Linked DNA regions of Homo sapiens: region 2 is linked to region 1. A link is an interaction called in ENCODE POLR2A ChIA-PET data of the cell type or tissue named here. Cell type or tissue: OCI-LY7. All regions are shown on one strand. Each heading gives the region's core, and the rest is flanking DNA. Links, peaks and the distances in the headings are about the cores only.

Region 1 (16,929 bases), core at 7,853-15,852:
AGGGTTGCAGGCACTAGAAACCGAGGCACCTGACCCTGGGGAGCATGGACATGTGTCTCAGTGGAGATAGGTACCCAGAGGAAGCAGGTGGGGACATTCAGGAGAACAGACAACATTACAAAGGTAGGGGGAATTTTAGATCCCTCTAGTGCATACCTATGAGTGTAATATAAATTTTAAATTTTTAAAGTAATACCTTCACATAGTCTAGAAGCTGAGGCCTCCTGCCAATAGCCAGCACCAACTTGCCAGTCATGTGAGGAGCTTCTTGGAAGCAAATTTTGCAGCCCCAGTCAAACTTTCAGATGTCTGCAACCCCATAAGAGACCCTGAACCAGAACTGTCAAACTAAGTTACTCCTGAATTTCTGACCCACAGAAACTGCATGAGGTAGTAAGTGTTTTATTATTAAGTAGCTTCATTTTGGGGTGATTTATTGCACAGCAATAAAGAACTAATCCATAATGCTTGCTGTTATTACTTTCTTGGGTCAGCATCCCCAAGCAAAGAAGCTAAGGAAGGAGATGTCCTGTGCTATGCTGCAAACAGTGGGGATTGTGTGTGTTGGCAGTGGGGGGTGGGAGGGAGGGGAGGGGCGTGGGTACTGGGATTTTTTAGAGAGAGAGTCTCACTATGTTACCCAGGACTCAAACTCATGGGCTCCAGTGATCCTCCCACTTCAGCTTCCCAAGTAGCTGGGATTACAGGTGTGCACCACTACGCCTGGCTGTGAACACACACCTAGTGTTAATAGCTAGGACCACCTTGCTCCTGGGTTGCATATAACATGACGGACTAAGGATCATCGGGCCACATTATAAAGCTTCCTTCAAAATGAGAAGTTTCACACCAAGTGAAGTGTGCTTCAGAAGCCAGCAGTCTCTGGAGGAGATGCCTGGGCTGGCAAACTTTGCTCACAGATGACCTCAAGTGCTCAGGTAACACACATCAAAATGAGAGTCACGGGGCTATAGATCTAACACAGTTCTCATAGCTGCGAATTGACTGAGCACTTTCTTTTCTTTTTCTTTCTTTTTTTTTTTTTTGAGATGGAGTCTTGCTCTGTTGCCCAGGCTGCAGTGCAGTGGCACTATCTCGGCTCACTGCAATCTCCACCTCCCAGGTTCAAGCAATTCTCCTGTCTCTGCCTCCTGAGTAGCTGGAATTACAGGCACCTGCCACCATGCTAATTTTTGTATTTTTAGTAGAGAAAGGGTTTCACGATGTTGGCCAGGCTGGTCTCAAATTCCTGACCTCAGGTGATCCACCCACCTCAGCCTCCCGAAGTGCTGGGATTACAGGTATGAGCCACCATGCCTGGCCAACTGAGCACTTACATTAGGAAAAGCTGGTCTCAGCCACAGATTCATTTGGGTCTGGCCTATGTTGCCAGAGAGTGGAAGCTTCAGCCTCTCCCATGAAAATGAGGCAAAAACCTCTGCAGTATTTCCCAGCAAAACAAGTTTCCTTCCTTGTGGTGTGGGGCACATGCAGCTGTGTTTCATCAGCTAATGTGAGCTTGTGTCCAAGAAGTCCCCACCCCTCTCTCCTCTGAGTACCTGAGATTCTGGGAAATGAACTCTATTTTAAGCCTCTGGGTTTTCCTTGTCATTAGGAGCACAGAGCTCCTTGCAAATAGGTAGCCACAGGGGAGCTAAAAAAAGGGAAGATGAAGTGAGACCCACATAGCCCCAAGTCTTCCACCTGAAGACTCTGGAATCCATCATCACCCTTGGAGACATTAACTGTCTTTGGGTAGGGGCTTCTCTCAGCGATGGAATGGTTAACCGATCTGAGCTCCTTCCCTGTAAGAAGTTTGATATAAAACATGTCAAGAGTATTTTAACACTTCTGTATTTTTTCAGCCAGCCGCAGTGGCTCAAGCCTGTAATCCCAGCATATAGGGAGGCCAAGGTGGGCAGATCACTTGAGGTCAGGAGTTCGAGACCAGCCTGGCCAATATGGTGAAATCCTGTGCCTACTAAAAATACCAAAATAGCCAGGCATGGTGACAGGTGCCTGTAGTCCCAGCTACTCGGGAGGCTGGGGCAGGAGAATCACTTGAACCCAGGAAGTGGAGGTTGCAGTGAGCAGAGATCGCACCACTGCACTCCAGCCTGGGTGACCAGAGCGAAACTCTGTCTCAGAAAAAAAAAAAAAAAAAAAAAAAAAACAACTATATTTTTTGTTGTTTGCGCCTTTCTTTTTTGATTTTGCTGCAGCAAAATGGATATTCAGCACCATCTACCTCTCAACAGCTATAAAGGGAAGTAGTTGAGAAAAGACCACTTTCCAATTTTCCTACATCCCTTGGGAAGAAAGGACATGACACTTGGGTTCAGATTTTTTAAGGCCCAAGTGTTGACTAGTCTTCCCTCCTCTAGCCAAAGCCCATAGGTAGTAAACAAATTCAGTCAACTGGTTTCTTACAAGCCTTCCTTAAGCATTTCATGAAGGATGCTTTTTGGATTAACGGCTAATATTGACTTCAGTTCCCAAAGGAAATTGAACATTTCCATGTACTTCCCAAAGGGTAAATGAAGAAACCCATGTTGAAAAAGTTAAATCTGCATTTCTGAGAAATAACCATAGTTTGTGTGGGAGGTGTCCTTGGCCTTCACTCTCATGCTCCTTGAGGCGACAATGTCAGTGCCATAGCTGAAGGGTAAATGGTGTGTGAATGAGGTGCCCTCAGCAGCAACTTTAGACAAGGCTGACAGCGAAAGACAAGCAAAAATAAAATCAAGGTAAAATACTGCCAATGCTTCTATTGCTATTTGTATCATGTTACCCTTAATGATTTGTAATTTTACATTTAAAGTTATTATCTTTTGGCAGGCACCTTGACTTTAAGTGTCTGTTACACCAAAGGTTATGGCAAACTGTGTCTGCAGCCCACAGTAAAATCCAGTTTAAGGCTCTCCACACTGGAGTGCAGCTATCCAGGTAGGTAGTGCCACCAGCCTAAGGTCACACCTTCTTCCTTGGCGTGAGGTTGCCCTACGTTGGCACTTATCATGGTCACTGCTTTGGTGACTGTCATTCTGCCCAGGGCTTTAAGTGACCACCTTCCACAGACTCCCCCATTTCATACTACAGAGAAAGCATCTTGTGTCTTACCTTCCCTCCCTTAGTGTGCTAGGACTGCCTGGTGAGTGGCACTAAAGGATCATCCCTTGGTTCCTGATATCTAGGAACCCACATATGCTTAAAAACAGCAAGATAACTCCCCAGATTGAATCTCTGCAGGCTGAAAAGTTGGATGGATTCCAACTAGAGCACCATTTCCCTAATCCCACACACTTTTAAGGGACTAGAGACTGAGGAATGTTCAGGGATTATCACAGAATATTCTGGTCCTTTTGTTGGAGCCTGAAAGCTCTTTAGAGCAATTGAGTACACAGAAATTCAGCCAGAATGGGAGCACAAGCAGAAGCAGACCAAGCTATTTCTCCCCTGAACACACACTCTGCACACTGACAGGTACAAATATAGCTAAAAGAAATGACGATTACATAAGTTCCTAGCCAGTGTCCAGCACATAGTAAGTCTATCAGTTAGCTCTTCCTGTTTAACAAATCTTCCCTAAACTTAGTGGCTCAAAACAACCACCCTTTAGCTTACGATTCTGCAGTCTGGCATATTTCTGCCAGCTTGCCCATGCTCAGAGGCCAGCTGCCTGGTGGGCTAGGGCCTGGCTGGACTAGGACAGCCTCAGCTGGGGCAGCTTCTCTGTGTTTCTCATTCTCCAGCAGGCTAGCTTGGGCTTGTTCACACAAGTTTCCAGAGAGAGAAGTAGGCAAGAGCTTCAGAACCGTACAAACAAGGTCCGCTGCATTCTACTGGCCACAGTGAGTCCCTAGGGCAGCCCCAGTCGAAGGAGCAGAGAGGTAGTCTGTTCCTCTTGATGGAAGAGAGGCACAGAGTCATTTAGCTTAGGGGTAAACATATAGACGCAGTGAAGGATTGTGGCCACTTTTACAATCTACCACTGTAGCTACCAATAAGTTCTGTGTTTACAGTTTTTCAGCCATTTCCAAAAGGAATTATATTGATGTGTTAGTTGACAAGCCTACAATGAAAAGATAGATGGGAAAAGAAGACCATCAGACAGGTAAAGAAGATTGTCAAAGACCAATACCTTTGTTAATGCGCTTGCTCCCCCAACAGCCAACCCCTCGAAGGGTCCCTCCCTGACCCAGCCCTCCTCCTCCCTCCCCTTAATGTGAGATCCTCACTGGGCCTCAGCCCAGGGCTTGCGTCCTGCCCTCAGGGCATGAGCATCTGGTTGAGACTGTCTCCATCTTCTGGCGTAGCAGCTTTGGTCCCTTGTGAGCTACTCAACTCCTTGATGGAGTCATTTCAGAGTCTCTGGGAAAAATTGAAGCTCTCCTCCAAGAGTTGGGGGTGGGCTCCCCTGGTCTGGAATGTTCTTTCCCGTCTTATTTGGAAGTTAGAAAGTGGCTAGTAACATGGCCAGCGCCTGTGGGATCATCCTCTTCCTCAAGGTGGCTGGATATGTGGAGACAAGCACGAAGAAGTCCAGGCTCTGTCACGACGTTGCTGACTGGCTTCTGTCACATTTTCAGGTGAGGCAAATCTGTGTAGTGATTTCCTGTCAAGAATAGGAATGACATCCCCTCCTCCCTCTGATTGCACTACAAATGCCATCACACACGCAATGCACTCATGAGAACTCCATTGTTCTATTTCTTCAGCAGAGCAGACGCTGTTGGCTTCTCATCTTCACTCACACAACCCTCTTTTCCACAGGCATCTTTTAGCTAGAGGTGCGCGTGTGACACCACATGGACTGTGAGAAATAGTCAAGTTCAGCCTAGTGACGCTTCTGGCAAAGCTTGTTTTCCTGATTTTTAAAAAAGGAGTTGGGGGAGTGCCATGCCTTTTGTCCTTCCTCCCTCCTCCTGCCTGGAACATGGATGTGAGACCAGGAAGTACAGCAGCCATCTTGTGACCATGAGGACTAAAGGCCTGCGCTGAGGATGGTACAGTAAAATGAAAGAAGCAGCCTGGATGCCTGATGAGCAGCTGTGCCAGCCCCAGGGTCATGCAAATCAGTGTCAATCATTGTGGTTCTGGTTTTCTCCTATTTGTAGCCAAATAAATTCCTTACTGATATAGGCAGGGTCCTTGTTGGTTCCAAAAAAAAGTGGATTCACAGAAATATAACTGAGAGAACCATGAATTTCTAAAGAAGTCCTAGAAATAGATCAGTCAGAGAAGTTGTCCATTTCAGGCAGGGGTTTCTACTGTAAGTTGCTTGGATGGAAAATAAATCAGTGTTAAGGAGGTGAGAATGCCATCACTTGAATTGTATGACTATATCTTATTAAATCTCAGATGCCATCAGTTGTAAGGTATAGCATTATTTTACATATCACTATGAGAGAAGAAAATGCTCTCAAGACATATCACTGATTGTAAGATGCATCCACCTTGATTTCAGAGATTTTAAAATGTGAAAAAAGGGAGGGACATCTTAGGATCAGTGAAATATGGCACATATTTATTTGCTTCCTTGATTCCTGCCTGCTGTGCTCATTAGACCAGAGACACTGTCTGCCATGCTCTCTGCCAAGTCCTCCATACCTAGAATTGGGCCTGGCATAGAGTGGGGTCTATAAATATTGGTTAATTAATAAGTTAACTAATAAGTTCTAGTCCTTGCTTTTCCAATAACTTCCCATGCTACCCTGGCTGGAGAAAGCATTTCCCTTTCTCTGTACCTCATTTCTCCATAATCTAGTTCAACTGACCCTCACCAGAACTGAAGAAACAAAAAGCCCCAAATACATGCAAAGCGGACCTACACTCTGCATCACCATGGTGACGCCTCCCAGGGTCCCAGAGGGCAGGGAGGCCTCATCTTCCACCATCCCTAGAAATCTCTCTTTCCCCAGAGCCCAACTCCTTCTAAAGCTCTGTGGTTAACCCTTTCCAGGCAAGCCTTTTCCAACACTCTGTTAGGGTTACTAAATGTGCTCCCTACAAATGGACTAGGGCCAAGGAATTATGCAAGATCCTTCAAGCAAAGAGATGGTATTTTGTAACTTCCCTGAGTTTCTCCAGGAAGATGAAATGCACAACATATTTTAGAATAATATCAACCTACATATGTCAGAGAGGTAGTCTTGTCTGACCAAAGCCCTTGAGCTGGTGAGGGGCGGGGTTCCAGGTGCCCCTTCTGCTGCACTAGCATTGTATTCAGAAGTAATAAAGATGATGGCTTTCATGTAATGAGTGACGAACCCTTTGCATATATTCCTTCATTGAGTCTTCAACAGAAACTTATGGGGTAGGAAGTATCTTTATCCCCATTTTACAAGTGGGGAAACTGAGGCATATAGCTGTTAAGTAGGTGGCAGAGCCTGGCCTCGAAGTCAGGTGGGGTAGCACCAGAGTTTATGCTCTTAACCACTATGCTCTATTGCCTTATAACTGCCTTACACTGGGTACCTAGTTCATCCCAGGCTCTGTGCTTGGCATTGAGGCACAGACAAAAATAAAGCCTAGTTTCTACTCTGGAAGAGTTCATGCTCTAATGGAAAAGACAGACCTGCTGGCAGAGATGGTCATGAAGTGTCACAGGAACACAAAAGAAAGAAAAAAAAAGGCCCATGCCTGTAGGCAATCAAGGAAGGGTTCACAGAGGAGGTGCCTTTGAGTGGGCCATTGAAGGGAAAGTAGGAGTTTGCTACATAGACAATGGAGGGAAGGGCATCCCAGAGAGCAGAAGCTTCTTGGAGGCTCTGGGGAGGAGGAAGACACAGAGGAGCTGACAGAAAGCAGGACTGGAAATTAGGGAAGGGGCCCCATGAGGAGGGAGTTTGCCTGCCTTGGTCAGGGAATCTGAGAAGGGTTTAAACAGTGGAGGAATACGCTTGCCTTGCATTTTTGAAAGAGTTCTCAGGTAGTTGCATAGGGAGTGATTGTGGTGAGGAGAAAGAACTGCATTTGAGTGGATGGCAAACTTCATGTTTCCCCTCTGTGAGTGACATTGTGAAGAGGAGAAGAAAAGTGTAGACAGATATGGAGATTAGCATGCGTTTTTTTGTTTGTTTGTTTGTATGTTTTTGTTTGGGTTTTTTTTTAAGACAGGGTCTCACTCTGTTACCCAAGCTGGAGTGCAGTGGTGCAATCATGGCTCACTGCAGCCTCGACCTCCTGGGCCCAAATGATCCTCCCACCTCAGCCTCCCAAGTAACTGGGACTACAGGTGTGTGCCACCATACCCGGCTAATTTTTTAATTTTTTTGTAGAGATGAGGTCTCCCTATTTTGCCCAGGCTGGTCTTGAATTCCTGAGCTCAAGCAATCCTCCTGCCTCGGCCTCCTAAAGTGCTGAGATTACGGGCATGTAATCTGCCACTGCACCTGGCCAAAACTAGCATGTATTAAAACATATATTTGGCTTCAAGCATAGGAAAGGATGAACATCCACACCTACAGAACTCTCTCAACCTGAATAGGCTTTTTTTTTTTTTTTTAACTGCTCTTTGTGGAGTAGGGTTACCCCATAGGTAGTGTGCCCTAGCCCCATGTGTTCGTGTGCATTGACTTGAGGGCTCTGGCAGGGTTTCTACTCCCTCTTCTAAAACACCATCTCTCTGATGCCTGAAATTCCACTTTCAGAAATTATTCCTATAGGGTAAGTGCTGATCTCTCTTTTCCAGAATTTCTCTTATTTTTTCCAAAATGGTTTTTTTACTTATGTTTTAAATTTCCAAAGTGACATGGCCTTCTTATAGAAAAAGAATGCATTAAAACATAATTGGAAGTGTCTGTTATTTCCTCCCAACTCTGGCTTAGACTCTGAGCATCCCTCAATACCCATTCTCCATTCTTTGTTTTGGTGGAAGGACCCTGATTATATTCTGGGTGACAATGTGTCTTGCTAAAAAAAAACCCTTCATTTCTCAGACTTTCTTAGAGCTAAGTGTGCACAACCTATGTGACTAGGTCCTAGCAATGAGACAAGTGCAAGTGTTCTGGGGGCTTCATGGGAGATGACAGCAGGGAGTGGAGGAGCTTTTGTCTTTCTTTCCTCCTTCCAGCCTGCAACTCCATGTGATGTAACGACTGGAACTTCAGCAGCCATCTTGGATCATGAGGTGACCTTGAGGATAGAAGCTGCATACCCAGATAGTGATCAAGGGGCCACTGTACCAGTCCTGGACTGCTCGCCTCTTATATGAGAAAGAAAAAAATTTATGTTTATATATATATAAAATATAATATGTAAGTTATATTATATTTATATATTATACTTAATAAAATATGTAAGTTTATTATTTATATAATATATAAACATATATATTATATAATATATAATATATAAACATATATATTATATAATATATAATATATAAACATATATATTATATAATATATAATATATAAACATATATATTATATAATATATAATATATAAACATATATATTATATAATATATAATATATAAACATATATATTATATAATATATAATATATAAACATATATATTATATAATATATAATATATAAACATATATATTATATAATATATAATATATAAACATATATAATATAATAATATATGTTATATATAATATATAAACATATATAATAAACATATATATAATATATATTATATATTATATGTTTATATATTATACATATAATATATGTTTATATATTGTACGTACAATATATGTTTATATATTGTACGTATAATATATGTTTATATATTGTACGTATAATATATGTTTATATATTGTACGTATAATATATGTTTATTGTACGTATAATATATGTTTATATATTGTACGTATAATATATGTTTATATATTGTACGTATAATATATGTTTATATATTGTACGTATAATATATGTTTATATATTGTACGTATAATATATGTTTATATATTGTACGTATAATATATGTTTATATATTGTACGTATAATATATGTTTATATATTGTACGTATAATATATGTTTATATATTGTACGTATAATATATGTTTATATATTGTACGTACAATATATGTTTATATATTGTACGTATAATATATGTTTATATATTATATATAATATATGTTTATATATTACATATGTTTATATTTTATATATATTTATATTATATATGTTTATATTATATATATTTATATTATATACTTTTATATATTATATATATTATATGTTTATATATTATATAAAATATATGTTTATATATTATATATAAAATATGTTTATATATTATATATAAAATATATGTTTATATATTATATATAAAATATGTTTATATATTATATATAAAATATGTTTATATATTATATATAAAATATATGTTTATATATTATATATTATATGTTACATATAATATATAATATATGTTTATATATTATATATTATATGTAACATATAATATATAAAATATATGTTTATATATTATATATTATATGTTACATATAATATGTTTATATGTTACATATAATATATGTTTATATGTTACATATAATATATGTTTATATGTTACATATAATATATGTTTATATGTTACATATAATATATGTTTATATGTTAGAGAGAGAGAGAGAGAGAGAGATGGAGTTTCACTCTTGTCACCCAGGCTGGAGTGCAGTGGCGGAGTCTCTGCTCACTGCAACCTCCGTCTCCTGGGTTCAAGCAATTCTCTGGCCTCAGCCTCCCGAGTAGCTGTGATTACAGGGGCCTGCCACCACACCCGGCTGATTTTTGTATTTTTGTATTTTTAGTAGAAATGGAGTTTCACCATGTTGGCCAGGCTTGTCTCAAACTCCTGACCTCAGGTGATCCACCCACCTCAGCCTCCCAAAGTGCTGGGATTACAGGCATGAGCCACCACACCCGGCCAGAAATTTGTATTTTTAAGCTGCTATTGTTTTGAATATTCTGCCACATGCAGCTCAACAAATCCTGCGTAATACACCAAACATCCTGGTCTTTAAGAGAAACTAACTGGCCCAATAGTAGCAGCACCATGACTGACTGAGCCAGATATGGTCAACTGACCCCAGTGGAATCATCTGTAGGCTACATGAAGCCAGATCCTCCCTCTCAGGAACTGGAGGCCACAGAAAGTCTAGCTAGTTGGTGCTAGACTTGAAAGTCACATAGTCACGAGGTGCGGGGGCCACCATTTTAGGGCAGCCATTTTATGAGACCATGTGCAAGCTGACAGCTGAGTGAAGAGAGCTGTCTGCTGAGAGAAAAGATTGAGGTGGACGCAGGTAGCAGAGATGAGAAACGTAACAGATCCCTAACATAACCTAACATACAGTCCTGTGATTTCCTTTTTCATTTTCTAGGTTCCCCTTTAAGTAATGCATACACCAATAATACTTTAGGATAAATTACTTTTGTCATCTTCCCAAGTGGAGGAAGTAAAGGAGGAGACAGACAGGTAATATGAGGTTCAGGGGAGAGGATGCCAAAGGGATGGGAAGTGGCTCTGGCAAGTCTGCCCTCACAGCACCTGAGCCCAGCCCAGCATGTAGAACACTCTCCCTACTTTTGGGTCTGCAGGGGCTGGCTATAAAATTCCTGGAGAGATTTGTTCCAGAGCACGGGGTTTAACACAGAAGGTCAAGAATTAGCTGGAAGTATGGTATCTTCAGAGCAGGATCTGTGGCCCATACTTGATTCTGCAAAAATTCAAGATGCTTATATTTTGCTCTAAGAGACTGTGGTTTCTTTATTCTGTTGCACCAAAAACTTGCCACATCACACTTGAGTTGTTTCTTCCTCTTTCTCATATCCTAGGCAATAAACTGTTAACTAATATGAATAAAAACTCAGCTTTCTTAGTTACCTACCTAAACGAGTAGCCCCTGAAAAAGCTTTCAGAAAGGGCATCAGAAACACCTATACCCTCAAAGAGCCTCCAAAATCAAGTGCCAATGCCACTTTATTTACTTGAACTTATCTATACTGTTAAATAAAAATTGCAGGAGGCCATTGTTTTGGACTAAGCTCCTGCACTAGGCCCCAACAGACAAGACTAAAAATAGAGTCACGCTGGCTGGGCGCGGTGGCTCACACCTGTAATCCCAGCACTTTGGGAGGCTGAGGCGGGCAGATCACCTGAGGTCAAGAGTTCCAGACCAGCCTGACCAACATGGAGAAATCTCATCTCTACAAGCTGGGCGTGGTGGTGCATGCTTGTAATCCCAGCTACTTGGGAGACTGAGGCAGGAGAATCACTTGAACCCAGGAAGCGGAGGCTGCAGTGAGCTGAGAGTGTGCCGTTGCACTCCAACCTGGGCAACAAGAACGAAACTCCGTCTCAAAAAAAAAAAAAATTAGAGTCACGCATGCCAAAATTCCATTTCACCAGACTAAAACTAAGTTATCTGACCTTCTGAGAAATAAGGTAACAGCCAATTTTCCAAACAGGCCAGTTTCAATCTTCAGTTGGCACGATAATGAAGTTTCCTCTGCCTTAATCCTTACATGCAAAAGTTAGCCCGAAGTAACACAAGGTTCACTGATCAGTGATTTTTCTACTCTTCCATCTCCCTGTCCCGCCTTACAAGGCAAGTAACTTTGAAATGATCAATCTGCTTTTTGTTCTTTGTTTTTGCTTTCTTCAGCCTTTTCTGTCTGTAAAGCCAGCCTCTTCTCCTCAGTTCATTGGACACTTATTCTGTTTTATGGAACGAAGTGTTGCCCAATTTTAGAATTGCAACAAAGCTTGTTGAGATCTTTAAACTAAATTTGTTGTAATTTTGTCTTTTACGATACTCTTTCTCATGCCACAAGGGATCTAAGGGGGGTTCTGATCTCATGTGTCATCAGTATCATCCTCCAAGCATGTATTAAACATTGGCTACATGCAGAGGGCTAGAAATAGAACAATGGCTAACATGAATGGAACACTTACTGTGGGCCAGGCATTGTGCTAAGTGATTTACCTACATTAGTCTGTAAGAGGCACTACCGTGTTTCATTGAATCAACAATACCAACAATTGTGAGTTACACCACTATGTATTAAGAAAGAAAAAGGAATCTGTCAATTAACTGGAGCATGAAATACCAGTCAGGATATGCTAGACTGTGCTGTCAAAACACAGAACCCCAATCTCAATGGCTAAAGAAGAAAGGTTTATGCTTCTGTTCAATGCCCACCAGCTGCAGCTCAGCTCTACATCCTCTTTACTGTGGGACAGGGCCCACGAAACAGCCTCCATCTGGAACTTTGCTGGCTGCTGACGTGGATGAAAAGGAGCATGAGCTGAACGACAGTTGCCTTTGAAAGTGCAGCCCGGATGTGATAGATGTTGCTTGCTTCACACTCCATTGGCCAGGACAAGTCATATGGCCACCCTGGCTCAGGAGGTGGAGTGTGGGCTTCTCTGGCAGGGCACTCCTAGAGGCACTACAGTCGATCTAGGAGTGGGAATACACCATCTCCTACCCCCATATCAACTGTAAGACATAGCCCAATTTCAGAGAGATTAAGATGCAAAAAGCTGCACATCCTAGAATTGATGAAATACACGATATCATCCCCAGTACACAGGTGAGGAATGGAGGCTTAGGTGGGTCATAAAATGTGCTTGAGATCTTAGAGCGGCAGAGCTGGGGCTTCAACCCAGGTGTCACTAACTCCACTTTAAACCACCCAACTTCCCAGGTGTGGCCTAAATGAGTCCTTGAGTCCTTACCAAAATAGTAGGATCTGTCAGGTCCTGGGGAATTACTCTCTATTTATTTGTAATTTTTTTTTTTTTTTTGGAGATGGAGACCTGCTCTGTCACCCAGGCTAGAGTGCAGTGGCATGATCTCAGCTCACTGCAACCTCTGCTCCTCAGGTTCAAGCAATTCTTCTGCCTCAGCCTCCCAAGTAGCTGGGATTACAGGCTCCCACCACCACGCCCAGCTAATCTTTTTGTACTTTTAGTAGAGATGGGGTTTCTCCATGTTGGCCAGGCTGATCTCGAACTCCTGAGCTCAGGTGATCCACCCGCCTCAGCCTCCCAAAGTGCTGGGATTACAGGCGTGAGCCACAGCACCTGGCCAGTAATTTTTTTTTAAACCTCTTTTATTCAAAGATGCATTGAGTCAGCACTGTGTTAGGTACAACACTAAAGGCTAAGACTCTAGTTCTCCTAAATAAAATGCCCCAGGTCAGCCAGGGGCCAGAAGGAAAGATCCACAGAGGTCAGTCATTAGCTGTGGAGCAAAAGGAGTGTGCTCAGAGGGTAAGATACACGTGACCTCTTCCCATACTGGGCTGGCCCTGGTCATAAATTGTCCCGTAAAGAGATGACTATTTAGTCAGAGGCCTGGTGGGTGCAGTTTGAGTGCCAAGAAGCAAGTGAGCTGGCCGTTGGAATGTGAGTGTGGGTGGGTGGGAGGGGGAAGTGGCCACTGGCTTCCACTGAGTCACAGAGGGCTGGGTGCGGAGGCAGCTGGGCTCCACCTTGGCGCAGCAGGAAGGAGAAGGGCAGGAAGAGCAGAGGCTCTTCTGGGGTGGGGTGGGGCGCGGAGGGGAGGAGGGCGGGCTCAGGGCACAGCAGATCCAGGCTGCAAGCAGGCCTTTGGCATAAACACTGCCCAGGGAAAAGCACCCAGGATCCAGGTGGCCACCCAGAAGGCCCCTTCTTGGGTGTAAATTGGGGTTGCCGTGAGAACATCCAGAACCCCTGCTTTTATCAGGTGTGAAATTCAGAAGCTGCTGGATGGAGTGTCAAATACAGGTCCCAAGAAGTAGAGATTTGGGGTCCTTTAGTTGCCACTCCTCCTCCCAGAGTAAGAGTCTCAACATATTAACAATGGGGAGCACAGTGATGTGGCTCACACCTGTAATCCCAAGCTACTTGGGAGCTGAGGTAGGCGGATGGCTTGAGGCCAGGAGTTTGAGGTTGCAGTGAGCTATGATCACACCATTGCACTTCCAGCCTGGGTGACAGAGGGAGGTGTTGATTCTAAAAAAAAAAAAAAAAAAAATGGGGAAGAATAAGAAAAGCCGAGGGTTAGCGGGAAGAAGAGGAGAGTAGAATGGGTTGGAGGGGAATGTGGACAAAATGTAAACATTAACTAAAGCCTGCTCCAGGATGGCATCCCTGGGTACCTACAGCATAGTCTGAGTGTGCAGTGCCAGTTCTGCTTTATATAATAAATGGAGAGGAAGTGTGCTGGAGGCCTGTGTGTGCGTCCGGGGACCGTCAGTGTGGGCTCCTGCTAAACCCAGAAGTCAGGCAGAAGCCAAAGCTCCCAGGAACCCCTGGAGAGCAGATTCACCCAGGGCACTCTGCCCAGCTTGCTCCCAGCCTCCACATGCACTCCCGACCGTCAGACCCACCCTCCAGGGCTGTCATGTCCCTAGAGCCTGCTTCCTTTTCCTTTCCCTTTCCTCCCTTTCCCTTCTTTTCTTTTCTTTTTTTTCTTTTTTTTTTTTTTTTTTTGAGATGGAATCTCGCTCTCTTTGCCCAGGCTGGAGTGCAGTGGCGCGATCTCAACTCTCTGCAACCTCTGCCTCCCCGGTTCAAGTGATCCTCCTGCCTCAGTCTCCTGAGTAGCTGGGATTACAGGCACCCACCACCACACCCGGCTAATTTTTGTGTTTTTAGTAGAGACAGGGTTTCACCATGTTGATCAGGCTGTTCACGAACTCCTGACTTCAAGTGATCCACCCACCTCAGCCTCCCAAAGTGCTGGGGTTACAGGCGCCCACCACACCCGGCTAATTTTTCTTTTTTTAGTAGAGACAGGGTTTCACCATGTTGGCCAGGCTGTTCACGAACTCCTGACTTCAAGTGATCCACCCACCTCAGCCTCCCAAACTGCTGGGATTACAGGCGTGAGTCACAATGCCCAGCCCCTAGAGCCTTCTTTCACGTCGTCGTCTTCGCCCTGGATGCTCTCTCTCCTCCACAACCTTCAAGGCCATCCTCCTGAATCACTTCAGCTGCCGCTGAATAAGTGCAGTGTGCTCATTGCTCAGGGCTCCTCTGCCTACACAGGTGGGGACAGGACCCACCCTAGCTAAAAGGAAAAGGGAGGGACTATATTGTCTCATGTAACTGCTCTGAGGAAAGTGCCACACTAGAGCTGGCCCTGGGGAGCCCTGGCAGGCCAGCGACTTAAACTCTATCTGTCCATCTGTCCCTGCCTGGCTTTCTTCAGCATGGTTTTCTCTTTCTTTCTCTCAAGCTGGCTGCCCACTAAGGCCAGAATATGGCCTTGGGGCACTCCTAGTTCTCCCCTTACAACCTTGTAACCAATGGAAGCCACTTTTCCTCTCCTGGCTGATGGCTTTAGAGGTAACATCTCAGCGAGGGACTCTGGCTTAGCCTGAACCACGCTTGTACCCCAGGGGCCAGGGTGGTGAAGTCTGAGTAGAATTTGGAGGGGGTGGTGCCGGGAAGACCAGGGCAGTCTGAGGCACACGTTATGATGTCATATCATTTGCTAGTTGTTGCAGGTGTTAGTTAACTTCAGGGCCTCAATTACCCTTCTGAATGCCTCAAAATAGGGGACTCTCTCCTATGCTTGTTTTGGTGCCCAGTAAGCAGGCCCTCAATAAATGTTTGCTGACTGGTTGATTAACCATTAGACAAACAGGCCTGCCCAGGACGGCTAATCCCTCAAAATAAACACTTGTGAAACTCAGAGTTGATCCCGAATCCTGGGGATCTTTCAGGCTCTTTGTAAATCTAGTATTATCCAGGGAACGGCAGACCTCTGGAGGCTGAGCTGCCTTTAAGAATAAAAACCTCTCCTCTCCCTCCCCTCCCACTCCTCCCAGGACAGAGAAGGGCGACTTTTGCAGGGAGGGCACCTTCCAAGGATCTTTGCTCATTTCCCTCCCCACCAGGGATCCCTACCTTAAAGGTTGGGATAACAATTGCCTATGATGGGGATGGAGCAACAGCACTCGCCCAGCAGAGATGATACTAAACGTGCATCTTAGAAGACAGTCAATGGGTTATCGTACGTCATTTAACCTGTCCGTTTGAGGGTGGTCATTTATGTGCCTTTCAGCTTTTTGTCATCTCTCTTGTCTCCCACTTGGACATCCCAGGGTTGCCCAGCAGCGCCTCTGTGTTTCAGAGCCAGACTCCCTCCCATCCTTCCTCTGGACTTTTTCTCCTGAGAGCCAGTCTGCAGCTTCAAAAGCGGGTGGTTATACTCACTCCTCAGTCTGTGAGCATTTATTGATTAACCTGCCAGTCAGCAAGTACTTAGTGAGCATCCGTTGTGTGCATCAGTCATTGTGTTGGGAGTGGAGAGGACCCCTGAGAAGTGTAAAACAGGATCCGCTCTCAAGGAGCTGCAACTACGCAGGGAGATGCCTGAAGAGAGATGATCCTGGGCTGGAAGGTCTTGAAGCTTCTCTGGGGCATTAATATAATGTGGTTATAGACTAAGCAATTGGGTTTGGGTCAGCGCCTGATGGATGGGTAGGATCTGGCTATCTATTAGAAGGTGGGGCAGCGGGGAGATGGGTAGACATTCCAAGAACAGGGAAAGTCAAGGAGGTTTGAAAATACAAGGTGTGTTCTAGACTTGACCTGCTTGGCCAGAGCAGAGGAGTTTTATGAAGAAATGACAGAGGTTTACCTCAATATTGGTTAGAACTAATAATTATGTAATGTATCCCATAGGCAGCAGAGAACAAATGAACAATTTGAGCAGGTAAAAAACTAAAATTGAATAGTTTTTATGATAGTGTTCACATCCCAGTTGCTCAGTGTTGCCTCTGTGATGAACACTGTTTACTTTACACTCAGCAACAATTCCTGACTCCTTTCTAACAGAACTCCAATGTTGTTCAAGATCTACTCCCCCACTATTCTGCCATGTGCCCTAAGAAAAGCCGGCCCCACCCTGCGGTGGCTCATGCCTGTAATCTCAGCGCTTTGGGAGGCCGAGGAGGCCGAT
Region 2 (16,929 bases), core at 8,930-16,929, 820 kb after region 1:
TTATTTATAAATATTTGTTCGTTGCTTATTATATAAAAGCTTATGACAATGCAGAGAATACAGAGATAAATAATGAATCGTATGCAAAGATCTAGTAAGGGAAACTAACCACATAATAAGTCACATAGCCACATTACTAGGCAGGAAATGACTAGTGCTGCATGAGAGGTATGGAGGAGGGATTCAGAGTAGAAGATTACTCTTTCTTAGTAGTGAGGTCAGAGATTGCTGTTTGCACTACACTGCATTTTTAAAAGGGTATTTGAAGAAGAGGTCAAATTTGAATATGCAGAATTGGGCATGTGGGAGCTGGGAAGGAGCCCAGGGAAGGCAATTCAAGCAAAAAAGAAAACAAAACAAAATGAAACTCATATAATTTTTCTTACAAATAATGGGGAAGTAGCTGTAAACACACTAGCTATTATCCTTATCATCATCATCATTATGTGGACACTATGTGACACACGGACCACTTTGCCCACCATGTTAATTTGCTCCCAACCTTACTTATTGTACTAGCCATTGTGTTCTTCCAGCAGAATCTTCAGTGTTAGCCCAAAAGTTCTTGGGGTCTAACCACCTGAAACATGATTTTGTTGACTCTATCGCTAAACGTTAAAATGTGTGATTATTCAGTAAAAAATATATACCTTCTGTCACTTTTTTTCCCCATGATTCCTTTGCCATTGTGAATAATATCCTCTTAAAATGCCACATAAAATCATACATCTCTGGTATTCTCATTAAAACTAAAATGTATTTTAAATTCTCTTGTTCCTGTATTCAACCAGATAAAAAGGAGGAACAGATCAATTTTCACGTGCCCTCTGTAATTGCAATTTTCAGTACTTCAACCATGTCCCTTTATACTCTTTTCTATTTTGCAGGCTAAATAATCACTTTGAGTCAGTTGCCGCAGTGAAACTTGAAACCTGATCATTGAAGAAGCCTGCAAGTTAGCAGAAAACAAGTCATACCAGGATCTGCTGCTCCAGCTGCATATTGAAGATTCAAGTCTGTTTAAAAATACCCTTATATTTCCAGTTAGTTTCATTGCTATAATATAATTCAAGCCTTAAATAACTTTCCAAAGTTGTTTTCTTGAAGAATATTATATAGTCATACCTACCCACAACTTCTAGGTGGCTCACCATAATCTTATAAGATTATAGTGATGTGATATATAACTATATAGTGATATGATATATGATATAGTGATGATGTATAACTATAATCTTATAAGACTATAGTGATATGATATACAACACTGCTTAAGCATAATTTGTGGGAAATGACATGTGCTGGTTACATGAATTTTCTGGTTAAGCCCTTTTATCTTTCAATCTTGTCACATGATTCAGGATTTTGAGTTGCTTCGTTTCTGAAAATGATGCTGTTATTGAGAGCAGAACCTATGCGGCTAGATGCTGTTTTGATATTATTTTGCTGCTGTTTCATTTGTTGTTGTCATTTGTCTCTATTAAGGGCAGATCCTTTCCCCTTCTCTCTTCTCTCTGTCTCTTCTCTCTCTCTCTCCCTTTTTCTGTCTGCTTTATGTATGTGTGTGTGTGTGTGTGTGTGTGTGTGTGTGTGTATAATTGAGGTGCCAATTAATGCAAGTTAATCGGGTTCTGATTAACTTGGGGTTTTACTGTTAGCAGGCCAAATTACCTCACCCCTAGAAACACCTGGAATATATTCCCTTCTTTTTCTTGTCCCAGTCACTATTCCTTCTTAATGAAAACGAAACAAAACTTATTCACAAAGCCATGTCTCCCAACTACTTGTGAAAACCCATTGTTAACAGCTATCAAAAGCCCATTTATACTTAAATTTGCCAAGCTGATATTTGGTAGTTCTGAATATATAAAACTCCTTTGGTTATCAAGAGAGAATACAGCCTATATTAGTTTGTTCTCATGCTGCTATGAAGAAATGCCGGAGACTGGGTAATTTATAAAGGAAAGAGGTTTAAGTGACTCACAGTTCCACAGGGCTGGGGAGGCCTCAGAAAACTTACAATCATGGTGAAGGGGGAAGCAAACACGTCCTTCTTCACATGGCAGCAGGAAAGAGAAGAATGAGAGCCAAGTGAAGGGGGAAGCCTCTTATAAAATCATCAGATCTCATGAGAACTTACTATCATCAGAATAGCATGGGGGAAAATGTCCCCACGATTCAATTACCTCCTACTGGGTCCCTCCCACAACATGTGGGGATTATGGGAACTACAATTCAAGATGAGACTTGGGTGGGGACACAGCCAAACCATATCACAGCCTATAAGGTATGAAGAAATAGGGCAGATCTAACAATGATTTGCACAGTCCTAAGCCCTAGACAGTGGGGGAAATGGTTGGCATACCAAAAAGTCACCACTACCACCATTAATTTATTCAGCAAATTTGTAAAAAGTCTACTATGTGCAAATCACTATACTAAGGGCCATAAAGAGGACAAGGCATGATCTAGTAGTTTAATATGGAGACTAATAGTTTGAGCAGAGCTAGTATGTCACACATGCCATGTTCATGGTTCAGGAAATAATATGACAATTCAAAGGAGGATGATGTCACTTCTGGGTATGTGATAAAGGAAAATTTTGTAAAAGAGATGATGTCTGAGCTGATCCTTGAAGAAGGTGTAAGAGTTTAGTAAGCAGAGTTGACAGAGTCCAGTGAAAACAAAGAGGCAGGAAAGCCCAAGTCTGTTCAGGGGCTGTGAGGAAAGATGCGTGAAGGAGAAAAATGACAAAAAGGGTTAGAAAGGCAGGTAGGATTCAATCAGGGAAAACTACTCCCAGCTACATTTTGAACCTTATTCCAAATAAATGAACAGTTTTGACCAAAGCCCTGGTCAAGGGCTCAGACTTTTTATCAGATAGATTTGAGCTCCAATCCTGATTCTACTTACTATTTATGACCTTAAGCAAGTCACCTACCTTACCTCTCTAAGCCTCAGGTTGATCACCTCTATCTCACAGGGCTGCTATCAGGTTTAAGTATAACTGGGATATGAAACACTCACTCATTCTGAAAATATTTACTGACCCTTCACTGTATATGTCCCAGACACTGAGCTTTGTAGTGCTAATACAGAGATAAAGGTAGAAACCCTTCCTTCAAGGAACACATGAGCCAATGCGTAAGGCAGATAAGTAAACAGAAAACTACAATATAGTATGAGTGAGCACAGGGGCAGAGGTGTTCAATAACTCAGATCAGGGGTGGGGGTGGTAAAGAAAACTGACCAGAGGAGGTACTCCCTGAGGCATCTCAAAGGATCCTTTGAAGAGGGATAGAAATAGAACTTACTTTCTAAGGTCTGATTATTTTTATTAGCCTTTATGTTAACATGCAGTTTCTAGCAGAAACAAACATTTAAAACTCTAAATAAATTTTTGTTGTTATTGTTATTCACTTTCATCTGTCTGGTTAATTGTTTTTGTCTTATTTCGAAGTCAGAAAAATAGAGATGGAGTAGGAGAGAGTACCTTATTTCTCAGGTGACCAAAGAGAAGAAGAAAAGAGTCCATTTGCAATCATGATAGCAGTGGAAGAGCCAAATCCCTGGGACATGTGATAAAATGAAGGAATTAAAGGGAAGTTAGCTTAACACGAAGTAGGAAATCCAGGTTCTCATTTGCAGGAGATCTGTTACAGACATTTGTTGGGTTTACAACCCATATTTATTTCCTCTTTTGAAACAGGGCCACAGTTTTGTTTTGTTTGAATCTTTACCTATTTTTATTATACGTGTTCTGGTGAAGCTGACTCCATTTGACTCTGGCTTCATGAGTTGGCTGTGATTCAGGCTTGGCCAATTAGAGTCTCACACTGGCCACGGTGATTGGATCAGAGATGAAGGCATGCTCCAATTAGAGCCAGTCAGAGGCAACGTGGGACTTTTGCTGAACTCCTAAGACAAGTATGCCTTGACTTCTACTTGTTTGAACGTGGGAAGTTGTAGACTAGGAGCTGCTGGTCGCTACTTTGCCACCACTTGCAGCCTTAGATTGAAGCCAGTCAACAGGGAGGAGAGCAGGGATCCTCATAGAAGAATGTAAAGTCCATGGGGGCAGGAAGCTTGGCTTTATTTTTAAATCTTTTTTTATTGGCACATCATTCACATACAGAAAAAAATGTACAAAACAAATGTTTGGGTCAAAAATTATTACAAAATGAATACACCCATTTGTCTACCACCTAGATGAAGAAATAGAACATTACCCCCTCATGCTTCTCCCAATCACTATACCTTCTCTCCTGCTAACTAGTAACATCATAGTTTGACAGTTTTTAAGTTATATAGATAAATGGAGTATATACTTGTGTGTCTGGCTTCTGTCACTCAACATTATTGTAAATGTCTTTGGTACATATATGCCTTCATTTCTATTGAATATATTCCTGAGGATAGAATTGCTGGATCCTGGAGTATACAAATGTTCTGCTTTAGAAGATCATTGCCAAATTATCTTCTGAAGTTATTGTGTCAACTTACTCTCCTACCCTAGTGTGTACCTGTTATTGCATATCCTAGGCAACATTTGGTGTTATAAGTCTTTAAACATGAATGTACAGTATATCATATTGCACTTTCCTAATTACTAATGAGGCTGAATACCCTTTCATATGTTTATTGGCCATTTGTATGTCCTTTTTTGTGGAGTACCTATTCAAGCGTCTATTGAGTTACCCATTTTTTTTCTTTTTTTTTTTTTTTTTATTATACTTTAAGTTTTAGGGTACATGTGCATATTGTGCAGGTTAGTTACATATGTATACATGTGCCATGCTGGTGCGCTGCACCCACTAACTCGTCATCTAGCATTAGGTATATCTCCCAATGCTATCCCTCCCCCCTCCCCCCCATTTTTTTTTCTTTTTTGATTTGTAGGAGATATTAAAATTTTTATCTTTTAAAATATCCTGAATATAAGGCCTTTTTAGCTACAGGTGTTGCAAATACCTTCTCCCACTGGGCTTGCCTTTTTATTCTCTTAATGCTGCCATTGGACAAACATGTTACTAATTTTTTTTTTTTTTTTTTGAGACAGAGTCTCGCTCTGTCACCCAGGCTGGAGTGCAGTGGCACAATCTCGCCTCACTGCAACCTCTGCCTCCTGGGTTCATGCCATTCTCCTGCCTCAGCCTTCCGAGTAGCTGGGACTACAGGCGCCCGCCACCACGCCCAGCTAATTTTTGTATTTTTAGTAGAGATGGGATTTCAACATGTTGGCTAGGATGATCTCGATCTCTTGACCTCATGATCCACCCACCTCAGCCTCCCAAAGTGCTGGGATTACAGGCATGAGCCACAGTGCCCAGCCTTCTTCTCAATTCTTATATTGTTAAAAATGTCTTTTTCTTGAATTGTTGCACTGACTAGAACCTCCAGTGCAATGCTGAAAAGAAGCAGTGATAGTGGACTTGCTTGTCTTTTGTACCACTGCATCTCTAGTGTCTAAAATGGAGCATGGGACTCAGTAGCTTTTCAATAAATATTTTTAAATGAATGACAGTAAAGCTGAGAGAAGTGGGAAGATTGGTTCCTGCTTGATCATTTAAGCTTCCAGATCCCACCATGTCTTAAGTCATCCCTAACCTTGGACTTCTTAATGACATGAAGCAATAAATTTGTTCTCCCTTTTTATGTTGTTTTCACCACGTTAGCCAGGATGGTCTCAATCTCTTGACCTCATGATCTGCCAGCCTTGGCTGCCCAAAGTGCTGGGATTAGAGGCATGAGCCACTGCACCCAACCTGAATCATCTTTAATCCCTACCCATTTCTTAGCTTCTTTGTCCAGCCAATCACCCAGTACTGTCAATTCTGTCTCCAAGGATATCTCTTCAATCTGTTGTTATGGACTGAATGTTTGTGTCCCACCACCCAAATTCATATGTTGAAGCCCTAATCCTCACTGTAATGGTATTTGGAGATGAGACTTTGGAAGGTAATTAGGTTTAGAAAGGGTCAGGATGGTGGGACTCCCTTGAAGGGATTAATGTCTTTATAAGAAGAGGAGGAGACTGATGTTTCTCTCTCTCTCTACCATATGAGGACATAAGTAGAAGGCAGCCATCTACAAGCCAGGAAGAGAGCCCTCACCAGAAACCTGACCATACAGGCACCCTGAGTTCAGCCTCTGGAACTGTGAGAAATAAATTTCTGGTGTTTAAGCCAACCAGTCTATGGTATTTTGTTACGGCAACCCAAGCCAACGAAGACATCTGTCTAACTGGTCTTAGTCTTTACCTGACACCTGGACCCCTTGGATAACCTTCTAATTGCAGGTGCCACACCTTCTTTTGGTCATCTCCACTAATTCACTTTCCACATAGTGGGTCAAACCGATCTTTTAAAAACATGCTTATGTCACCTCATTGCCCAAAGCCCTATTATAGTTTATAATAAAGCTCAAACTCCACCAAGACCTACACCTTCTTGTATGCTCTGGCTTTGGCCCAATTGTCTCATTTAATGCCAGCCACATTGGTCCTTTGTTTCCTCTACTAGCCTACTAGTTCTTCATGCCTCAGAGCCTCTTTCTGCTGGCTGTTTCCTCTTCACCACCACTACTCCTCTACCCTGACCAACTCCTATTCATTTTTCAGTTTAAATGTTGCTTTCTTGGGCAAGGATTCTCTATTTATCTATGTTAAATTATACTCAGCTTGACAAGCTCTCCTAACTTCTGCCTTCTCATGATACATATCCTAACTGTTGTCGAACAATTCCTATAATTGTTTAATGTCTCTCTTCTCACTCCAGATTGTAAGTTCTATGACAGCATGAACGGAACCAGTCTTGCTTACTGCTAGCTTATAGGACCCAGAACACCCTTGATAAATATCCATTGAGTGTGAATGGATATCTGGATATTTATTTAAGAATGAGGATGTGTGCTGGGGGTTAAGGAGTTCTTGTGTAGAAATATTTTTCCTACCTCTTCATTACAATAAAAGATTTAGAATGAGAATCACAATATTGGTTCCATCATTAAGGGGAATCATAATTTTGACAAATTTAACCTCATTCTGGGGGCAAGTAGTGAGTAACTGAGGTAGCCACCAATATACTGGAGCAAAATATAGGTAGGTCGGCAGGCAGTAAAGAATCAGCAATTTCCTTCTTGGATGCCATTAACCAGAGAGATATGCTGACCACCTGGAATCAAAGCAGCACTCCACTGGCATGCATGAGTGAGCCAGTTTAATCATAAAGACAAAGCCATTTATACAAGCTTTTTGTTTGCTCATTGATTTGATGTATGCTTGTTGTAGAGCTCTGCAGGGGGAAAAACTGTCAGTTGCCTGACTTTCAATTTGTAATAGACACAGAAATATGTATGCTTTGTAAATGTGTCCTTTATGCTCATTTTACATTTCTTTTGCTATGCATACTGATCTGCAAAGTAAAGTTGGGACAAACTTAGAAGAATAGAAATAGGCTTTTGCATATTTATGAAGGAAGAATACACGAAAATAGGCTATACATTTTCTAAAATACTGGATTCTTGCAACCAAACAAGAGATCTATCTTTGGACTTAAGAACTGGTAAAGAGTATTTAAAATAATAAATTAATGTATGTTGATTATTTCCTAAGTTATTAAACATCTGTTACCAAGCAAAATCTTTCCTACAAGATGGTTTTTTCTTACAAGTAATGAAAAACTTCATATTTTAGTGAAAGTTCTAACTTTTCCTTTGGGGACAGTGAGAGGAGAATACAATTTTTTTTTAATTCAAGTAATAACTAATTTCAGTTAACATAATTCTTACTTTTCCAGCTATTTGTTGTTATAGCATTTCCTCAGTATAGTGCGAGGCAAAGATCACTAGTCTTAATGTCCTTAAACCTGGTTTCTGATTGGAAATCAGCTGCCACCACTAAAACATGATCTGTCTCAGCCCTCGTCTGTCAAATGAGAGGCATCTGCTGTCCTAAAAGTCTGATTTCAGTGATGTTTTCTTTCTTTTGAGTTTATTAATTCTATTTTATATATTGGCTTAAAAGCTATTAAATAAAAGCATGGAAGGGAAAAAAATGCTGTTCTAAATATAAAGTAAGATTTTTGGAAGTAAGACTTCTACATTGAAACCAGATTCTGATTGAGAACTTTTTATTAGAGCTCAGGAATTCATAGCAGTAAAGAGAGTAAAAAAATACAGATGTTTTACTGCCTGGTGTAATGGGAACCAAAATGACCAGACAGTGGCATGAGAATTAAATGACCTTTATAATGCATTTTGGTATCCAGGAAAATCCATTACATAATTGCAATCCATTCTTATATTAATCTCTTACTTTGGATTATGTTGTTAAATTTGCCTAGTTTTATGATGCTCAGGGTTGTTTTGTCTCTATTTGGCTTGCAAAATTTTCCTCACTGCTTGATTTTTATTTTTTTCCATTTAAAAATATTATATAGTGGGGTAAGAATTTGTATCCCTTGTATTTCTACCCCTTAGGGGGTTCTTCCTGAGCAACGGCTGGTGTTGTCGCATACCCAGTTGATGTATAAGGTGGTTCTTGAGAAAATCCTTTAGGAGGCCAACCCTGGCTTCTGTTTCTCTGGCAATGTATGGCTTCTAAATTGCCCACAATTTTCCTTGAGAAGTTTTAAACAAAATTTCTCCTCTCCTGAGATAAGTTTTAAATGAGAATTTTTTTTTCCTGGCTGGGTGCAGTGGCTCATGCCTGTAATCCCAGCACTTTGGGAGGCCGAGGTGGGCAGATCACCTGAGGTCAGGAGTTTGAGACCAGCCTGGCCAACATGGCGAAACCCATCTCCATTAAAAATACAAAAAAATTAGCTGGGCATGGTGGTACGTGCCTGTGATCCCAGCTGCTCAGGAGGCCAAGGCAGGAGAATCGCTTGAACCCAGAAGGCGGAGGTTGCAGTGAGCTGAGATCATGCCACTGCACTCCAGCCTGGGCAACAGAGCGAGACTTTGTATCAAAAAAAAATGCTTTTTTCCTAATAAATGTTTGACTGTTATATCCTTATAGTTCTACTTCATTACAGAATTGCATATTTAAAACACTTTTCTAAACATTATTACTTAAATTACTCCAAATGTAAAATGAGCCAAGAGTATCATCTTGATCATAAATATAATAAATTAATAGTGGCTTACAAAAATCTTGAGTCCTATAACATATCAATGGCAAGTTGTTTTCAAGATATTAGACTAACTGGTTATTTATTCTGCTTAGTGCATGAAAGAAAGTGGTGTATACTTATAACAGCTAGTTTTTTTTTTAGTCATTCATTCATTATTTCAAGTATTTATTGAACTCTTACTTTGAACAGGCACTGTTCCAGGTGTTGCGTGGTAAAGTGGTAAGCAAAACAGAAAAAAATCCTTGCCCTCAAAAGAGCTTGCATTCATGTTAGGGACAGATAAACAATAAATAAGTAAAACATATGGAGGGTTAGATAATAATAAAGGCTAAGAGGTGAAAGTGGAAAAGCAGTTAAAGCCTAGTGTTGTAATGAGAAATATGCATGTCAAGAAATGCCTCACTGAGAAGGTGATATTTGAATGAAGACCTGAAGGAAGTAAGGGAGTTAGCTATGCGGACAACTGGGGAAATTCCAGGCAGAGAGAGGTGCAAGTGCAAATGCTCTAGGTCAGGGCCATGTCTGGTGTTTCCCAGGAATCGTGAGGAGTTCAGTTGTCAGAAATAGGGGGAGCAGGAGCAGATAAAGTCAGAGAGGTAACAGTGGGATGAGATCACCTAGGGCCTTGCAAGAACTTTAACTTTTCTCTGAATGAGATGGGAGCTTCTGGAGGAATGACCTGATCTGACTTAAGTTTCAACAGAAGCAAGCTGACTATCGTTTTGAGAATAGACTGGTGGGGTCGGGGGAAGAAGGCAGAAATGGGGAGATGGCCTAGAAGACTTTTGCAAAAATCCAGGCAAGTAGGATCATTGCACTGCACAACTCCAAGAAGCATCATTCGCCCTGCCGTCTGTATGAATGGTGCCTTCGGTAATAAGCAGTATATTATAGTCCAACAGCCACAGTCAGGGGCCCTGCGGGCAAGATGGCTTGGATCAGTCTGGATGCAGTGTGAATGGTGAGAAGTCTTTAGTCTAGATATATTTCAAAGGTAGAAATAACAGAATTTGCTGACAAATTAGATGTGGTACATGAAAGTCAAGAATGATTTCAAGGTTGCCCACTAGTTTTATACATTATTAAAATTAATTATGCCAAATACCATTTACTAAGGATGGGTAATTCATAATTATTTTAACTCAACAAGCATCTACTGAAAATCTACTATGTAGTATACTGTTCCAGATTCTGTAGGGAAATTTTTTAAAAGTACCCTGCAACAACAACAGAAAATCCTACCCTGGAAATAGTTACAATTTAGTTCATTAGACATATTCTCCATAGAATAAAGAACCAAATACTGTATAAAGCAACATAAAGCAAAAATATGATAGCAGGACTAACAAAATGGTATATATAACTACTTTTCTAGGGAAATTGTTCAATTTGAAAGTAATCTTATATTTGTCAAGATATGCCCATATCCTCTGTTCTACTCAACAATGTAGTCACTATTTTCCTATAGGAACATGACTCCTGTGTTTTCCATTCAAAATAGTTATTGAACTCTTACTTTGTACCAGGCATGGTACAGACACGTACCAGATATGCTCTGTGGTTGACTCCTGCTCCAGCAGGAAGTATATAAAAGGCTTCATGTTTGAAGTACGAATTATTTGTTTCATGTGCTCTTCTGTTGTGTCTTGGGTTGCATTTTTCGGTTTGGTTGAGAATTCATAATTTTACCTTGGCCCCTAGTTCCTATTTGTCCAGTTTCTGACCTGTCAATGTTCTCTCTCTTTCTCTCTCTCCCTTTCTCTCTCTCTCTGTCTCTCTTTCTCTCTCTCTCTCTCTCTCTCTCTCTCTCTCTCTCTCTCTATATATATATATATATATATATATATATATATATATATAACTTTTTAAAATTATTTTAAGAGATGAGGTCTCACTATATGGCCCAGGTTGGTCTCAAACTCCTGGGCTCACGTGATCCTCCCACCTTGGCCTCCCAAAGTGCTAGGATTACAGGCATGAGCCACCACACTTGGCTTTGACTTGCCAATTTTTATACCTTCTGACCACTGATCTTACTTGCAGCCCATGGGCTTATAAGGACTTTTGAGATCTTGTGGCTTCTCATGCCTCACCTCAACCACCTCATTCATAGTCAAATCTTGCCCCTTCCTATTTTGCGGGTTTCATTAAAACAGCTTTCCTAATAATAATGATATAGTGAAGATTATAATAATAATTATGATAGTTAACATTTTAAAGTACCAACTATGAACTAAGCATTAAATTATGCTATTTAAGTACAATCGTCCCTCAGTATCTGAGGACGATTGGTTCAGGGACTACCCCCTCCTCTGCAGTTACCAAAATCAGGGATTTGAGTAAGTCTTTTATATAAAATGGCAAAGTACTTGCATATAACCTACACACATCCTCCCAGATACTTTAAATCATCTCTAGATTATTTATACTACCTAATGCAATGTAAATGCAATGTAAATAGTTGTTATACTGTATTGTTTTTTATTGGTATTTTTTATTGTTTTTAAATATATATATATTCAATACACAGTTGGTTGAATCTATTGATGTGGAATCCGCAGATATTGAGGGCTGACTGTGCACTTTAAACGTAATCCTCACAGCACATCTACGAAGTCTAAATACTATCATTACCCCACAATGAACTGAGCTTTAAAGAGCTTAAATAATATCCCAAGGTTACTTAGAAAGTGGCAAAGCTGGAATACAAACTCAGAGCCCAGGAACACTATTATGCCAGAACACGTCCTTTTGTACCTTGTACCTATTGAACATGATTCAGAGGGAGAACTGAAGCCAACCCCAGCAACGTTCTCTAAACTCTCAAAGCCTCTATGTCTAATAATGATCTTTCTAATGTTATGCATTTATCATTTTATTTATTTTTCCAAGCTCAAGTTGGAAATAACATTTGCAATACTATCCATCCTTTTTTTTAAGGTGTTGATACTAGAATTGGTTTTGAATGGCCCTAGATACAGGTGTACACACATGTACATGAACTCTGGACCCAGGGTAAATACATAGCAGTTGAAAGGGTAAAAATGCCAACTGGGACTTCTAACAGACCAGGTTCAAAATAAAAAGAGATGAGGGAAAGAGGGGGAACAAAAGGAGAAAACTAACAAGTGTTTATTGAGTATTTCATGTTACCAGTTACTGTGTTAAAATGCTCATTTAATCCTTAAACTCTATTATTAGTCCCATTTTACATGGGAGAAAAATAAAGTGCAAAGAGCTTGTTTTCCCTCTTTGCAGATGAACAAGCTATGAGTTAGAGGCTGATAATAAAGTCACATAGCTAAAGTGTCACAGCCAAGTTTAAAGCCCAAGGTTGGCCAAACTCCAAAGCCTGTGGTATTAACTATAGGCTCGAGGGTAGCCCTTCATGATTGCTACCATCAAAGGCAACCATGATTGTTCACACTTTTTGTAATCCCCTCTCCTCAAGTGTGAGTGAAACTTGTGACCTGCTATAAACCTAGAAAATATGCTAGGATATCACTCCATTTGGCTAGCAGATTCACTTTAGAGACTTTAAAGACACTCCTCACTGGCTGATGAAGTAAACAGCTGTGTTAGGGAAACCCACAGGGTGAGGAACTGCAGGTGGCCTCTAAAATCTGAGGGCAGCCTTGAGCCAGCAAGGAGCCAGGGCTCTCAGTCTGTAAATGCAAGAAAATAAATGCTGCCAACAACCTGAAGGAGACTGGAAGCAGATTCTTCCTCAGTCAAGCTTTCAGATGACAATACAGGCTGATGGATGCTTTGATTGCAGCCTTGTGAAACCTTAAGCAAAGTTAAGTTGTGCTGAGACTCCTGACTCAAGAAACCATGACATAATAAACGTGTGTTGCTTTAAATTGCTAAATTGGCGATAATTTGTACATACCAATAGAAAACTAATATACCATAGTATCTTGGTTTTTCCCTATGCTTGGGGTGCAGTAAATTCTTAGTAGATTACAGCTGCTATTATTATAATAATCAAAATGGAAATCTGAAATATCGAGGTCAAGAAAAAAGTTAACAGAGAAATTTAACAGAGTTAAATAATTGCTTCCAAAGTAACCAAGCGGCTGGTGTAGAAGACAAAAAGATGATATGTTGAAGACTTGTATATTACTCCCAACAAGTATTGAGTACATTATCATCACCACATAAAATATTATAAATTTTCTAGTGGTGCTTATATCTACATTTAGCTTTAATATCTTACACCATACTCAAAGTAAACTGGAAAGTTTTCCTACATTAAGATAGTCCTATATTACCTATGAAGAAATATCAAAACACAGTTTCAGGTTAGAGTCATATTGTTATAAATTATCATTTATATTTTTATATACTATATATTAGCTGTATCAAAAATTGTAAAATTTTTTAAATTATAAAAACACATATAATTATATATTTATATATATAACATTTAAGAATAGCTCAAATATGATGCATAAAATAATTCAGGACATTATTGGATCCAAACCCTAATGAAACAATTACCAGCTTGACACCTTCAGTTCATTAGTGCATGTAAATCTTGCTTATCAAAGATAGCTTATTTATACTAAACACACAATATAATTACACATATTTAGCTGTAGAGTAGGTTAAGAATGTGGATGGGTTTCCATTGCATAGATTCAAGGTTTGCTATCACAGAAAAAAGAAGCTAGTGCTTCTATCTTACTAAATTGGAAAATTATTTTTCTCATTGTTCATTCTATCAGTGCCCCCTTTCCCCTCTGTATTTATATAGCACGGGAATGTATAGTTTCTATCAAATAAATCATTAGAAAGGCAATGTTCAGGCCGGACATGGTGGCTCACGCCTGTAATCCCAGCACTTGGGGAGGCCGAGGCGGGCAGATCGTGAGGTCAGGAGATCACGACCATCCTGGCTAACACGGTGAAACCCCGTCTCTACTAAAAATACAAAAAATTAGCCAGGCGTGGAGGCGGGCGCCTGTAGTCCCAGCTATATTGGGAGGCTGAGGCAGGAGAATGGTATGAACCTGGGAGGTGGAGCTTGCAGTGAGTCGAGATCGTGCCACTGCACTCTAGCCTGGGTGACAGAGCAAGACTCCATCTCAAAAAAAAAAAAAAGAAAGGCAGTGTTCAGTGATTGAGTAGCTATGTTAACCTTACTACTGCCACCTATACAAATATGCACAGAATACACAGTAAACATAAACATAGCCCTTTTATAGGTGTTATGGCATTAGAAAATTTGCCATTCTCCCTCTAATTAGAACATATAACCTTGATGGACTATCACTTTTCATGTGATTGGTCGGTAACAGATATAATAAATATGCCAAATACAGTGTTAGTGACATGGTAGCTAAATATTTTCTTCCTGATTCCTTTTTTTGAAGGCAATGATGGAATCTTAACTCCTATCCATTTCTTAATTTTGTATTAATTTCTTAATTTTCTATCATCTGTGCTTTCTGGAAATGTACACTAATAATATATCTATACCTATTTATTTGTGATTTGGCTTTTAGCTCTCATACTGACTGAAATGATTCAAGTGATAGCAAGTGAACATAGTAATTAATTTGAAATTTATCTAGGTTTAAATGAAATTGCTTGCCCAGTTTACACACTTTAAAAAAATTTTTGCAAACCTGATCATCAGCATTTACTTTCCTGTTTAGATTCAAGATTATGAATTGTTCTGTGGAAAAGTAAAAGTAAAAGTAAACATTGAGCTGGATCTCTGAAAGAACTAAGCACGACACTCAATGTGTATTTTCTTCCTATGGTATGTTATCAACAGATGGATAATGAGGAAGCAAACCAGACTGTCTTGTTCTAGTGTCTGGGAGACAACTGACGGCTATCATTTAGTCCAAGTGCCAAGTTGGAATCTTTTCTGGAACAAGGTGGGGTATAAACACAAATATTTTTTTAAAGGCCAAACCAGCCAGGCTTAAGGAAGTTTTTGAACTGTTGTTGACTTCCTGAGGGGGGTCAAAATATAAGAATTTGCTAAATCCAATTCCTAGCATAATCTATGAACTGATTCTAGACATAAAGAAAAATTATTTTCCTTTCTGGCCTTAGATAAAACTTGGTTAATCCTCTTGTTAATATTTTCACAGTATAAACACATCTTTTTTAATAAAAAATTTTTAAACTGACAAATAATAATTATATATATTTATAGGATCCAATGTGATGTTTTGATATATGTACACACTGTGGAATAACTAAACCAAGCTAATTAACATATCTTTCACCTCACCTACTTTTTTTTTTTTTTTTAAGAGATGGTGTCTGGCTATGTTGTCCAGGCTGGACTCAAACTGCTAGTTTCAAGGCATCCTTCCACTTCAGCTGAGACTACAAGTGTGGGCCACTGTACCCAGCTTATTTTTTTTATGGTGAGAACATTTAAAATGTACTCTTGGCTGGGCGTGGTGGCTCATGCCTGTAATCCCAGCACTTTGGGAGGCTGAGGCAGGTGGATCACGAGGTCAAGAGTTTGGAGACCAGCCTGGCAAATATGGTGAAACCCCGTCTCTACTAAAAATACAAAAATTAGCTGGGCGTGGTGGTGCGCGCCTGTAGTCCCAGCGGCTCGGGAGGCTGAGGCAGGAGAATTGCTTCAACCTGGGAGGCAGAGGTTGCAGTGAGCCAAGATCATGCCACTGCACTCTGGCCTGGGCAACAGAGCCAGACACAGTCTCAACAAAACAAAACAAAGAAAGTACTCTTTTAGCTATTCTGGAATATTAAATACATTGTTATTAACTGTGGTCATCGTGCTGTGCAATAGATCACTAAAATTTATTCCTCCTACCTGAAACTTTATACCCTTTGACTCACATTTCCCCTTTCCTCATCACCCTTTACCCCCCAGTCTTTGGTAACCACCATTCTACTCTGCTTCTATGTAAACTCATCTGGTTTTATAAGTGATCAGGGATTTAAGAGGACTTCACTCTTTTACAGTTAAATTTATTTCATATTGGGGAATGATTTTCTCACTTTGTTTCTTACATAATTTTAGAGGATTGAACTTAGAAAAATATAATGTAAGAGTTTTCTCTCAACTATTTTTGATGCTTCCTTACTTTTTGTCCTCTTTCCCCAACTTTAGCTCTTTGGTGGGGAAAATATTATTTCATAAAAGTTATGTTTGCAGTTTTCAAAGTGACTTCTTAGAAGTGAAACTTGGATCAACATTTTTTTCAACCCCCCAACTATAAGAGTTACATTTTCACTTTTGATTTGTTAAAACATACTATGTCTTATAAATGCTTGAAATTTATTTTTAGGCAAGAATTTCAACATTGAATAAAATCTTCCCAAAATTAAGTCACAAGCACTCAAAGGATTGAGGATCTTTTTCTTCCTAAAATATATGTGTGTGTGTGTGTGTGTGTGTGTCTTTATATTTATATACTAAGACCTTCCCTTTCTTGTGGACTGTGTTTTATTGGTTTAAAGTTGCAAGTCCTGTGAAACCAGGCTGAAGTCAGAATTAGAAGGTATTAATTATCATACACACTCCAAGTATCTCAGTCAAGTAACAGGAATAACTGATTACAGTGTCTGGGAGGAAGGCCTGGAACTTGGGGAAGACTTGGAGGGGAGGACTGGATGGGGAAAAGGCCTCAATAGAGAGAACTGGGTTGTTGCGGAGGGGTGACCTTTAACCTTTGGAAGGGCATTTACTAGGGAACAGCTGAAAAGCATTTACTTCGAGGGGGTGGGGGAGAGGAGGAATCTCGTGGAAGTATTTGCTTTAATAGGTCCCGGGTGATTTAGGGATGTTTCGAGT

The links. Peaks named below come from ENCODE experiments on the same cell type or tissue, not always from the same donor. Only the 100,000 strongest peaks of a DNase experiment are listed, where the experiment ranks them.
Region 2: POLR2A ChIA-PET joins it to region 1 with 15 read pairs; 2 of 35 experiments call an interaction of 5 or more read pairs at or near these places.

The regions. Positions count from the first base shown.
Region 1 is chr2:64,835,457-64,852,385 of GRCh38, reverse strand. It overlaps LINC01800 (long intergenic non-protein coding RNA 1800), which reads left to right. Exons shown (of 5, transcript NR_110224.1): 2 at 2,839-2,946; 3 at 4,023-4,114; 4 at 4,509-4,589; 5 at 4,774-6,256. Among named protein-coding and RNA genes, the nearest start is that of LINC01800, 20 kb to the left of the region's middle. RefSeq lists enhancers at 12,215-12,264, 12,841-14,040. In OCI-LY7, for the core only: no CTCF peak of the experiment used is centred there; DNase peaks (open chromatin) are centred at 12,275 and 14,175; H3K4me3 peaks cover 1,635 bases; H3K27ac peaks cover 2,813 bases.
Region 2 is chr2:64,019,755-64,036,683 of GRCh38, reverse strand. No RefSeq gene overlaps it. Among named protein-coding and RNA genes, the nearest start is that of VPS54, 8.8 kb to the right of the region's middle. RefSeq lists a silencer at 185-264. In OCI-LY7, for the core only: CTCF peaks have their summits at 12,608, 12,808 and 14,286; DNase peaks (open chromatin) are centred at 10,743, 12,763 and 16,853; H3K4me3 peaks cover 901 bases; H3K27ac peaks cover 437 bases.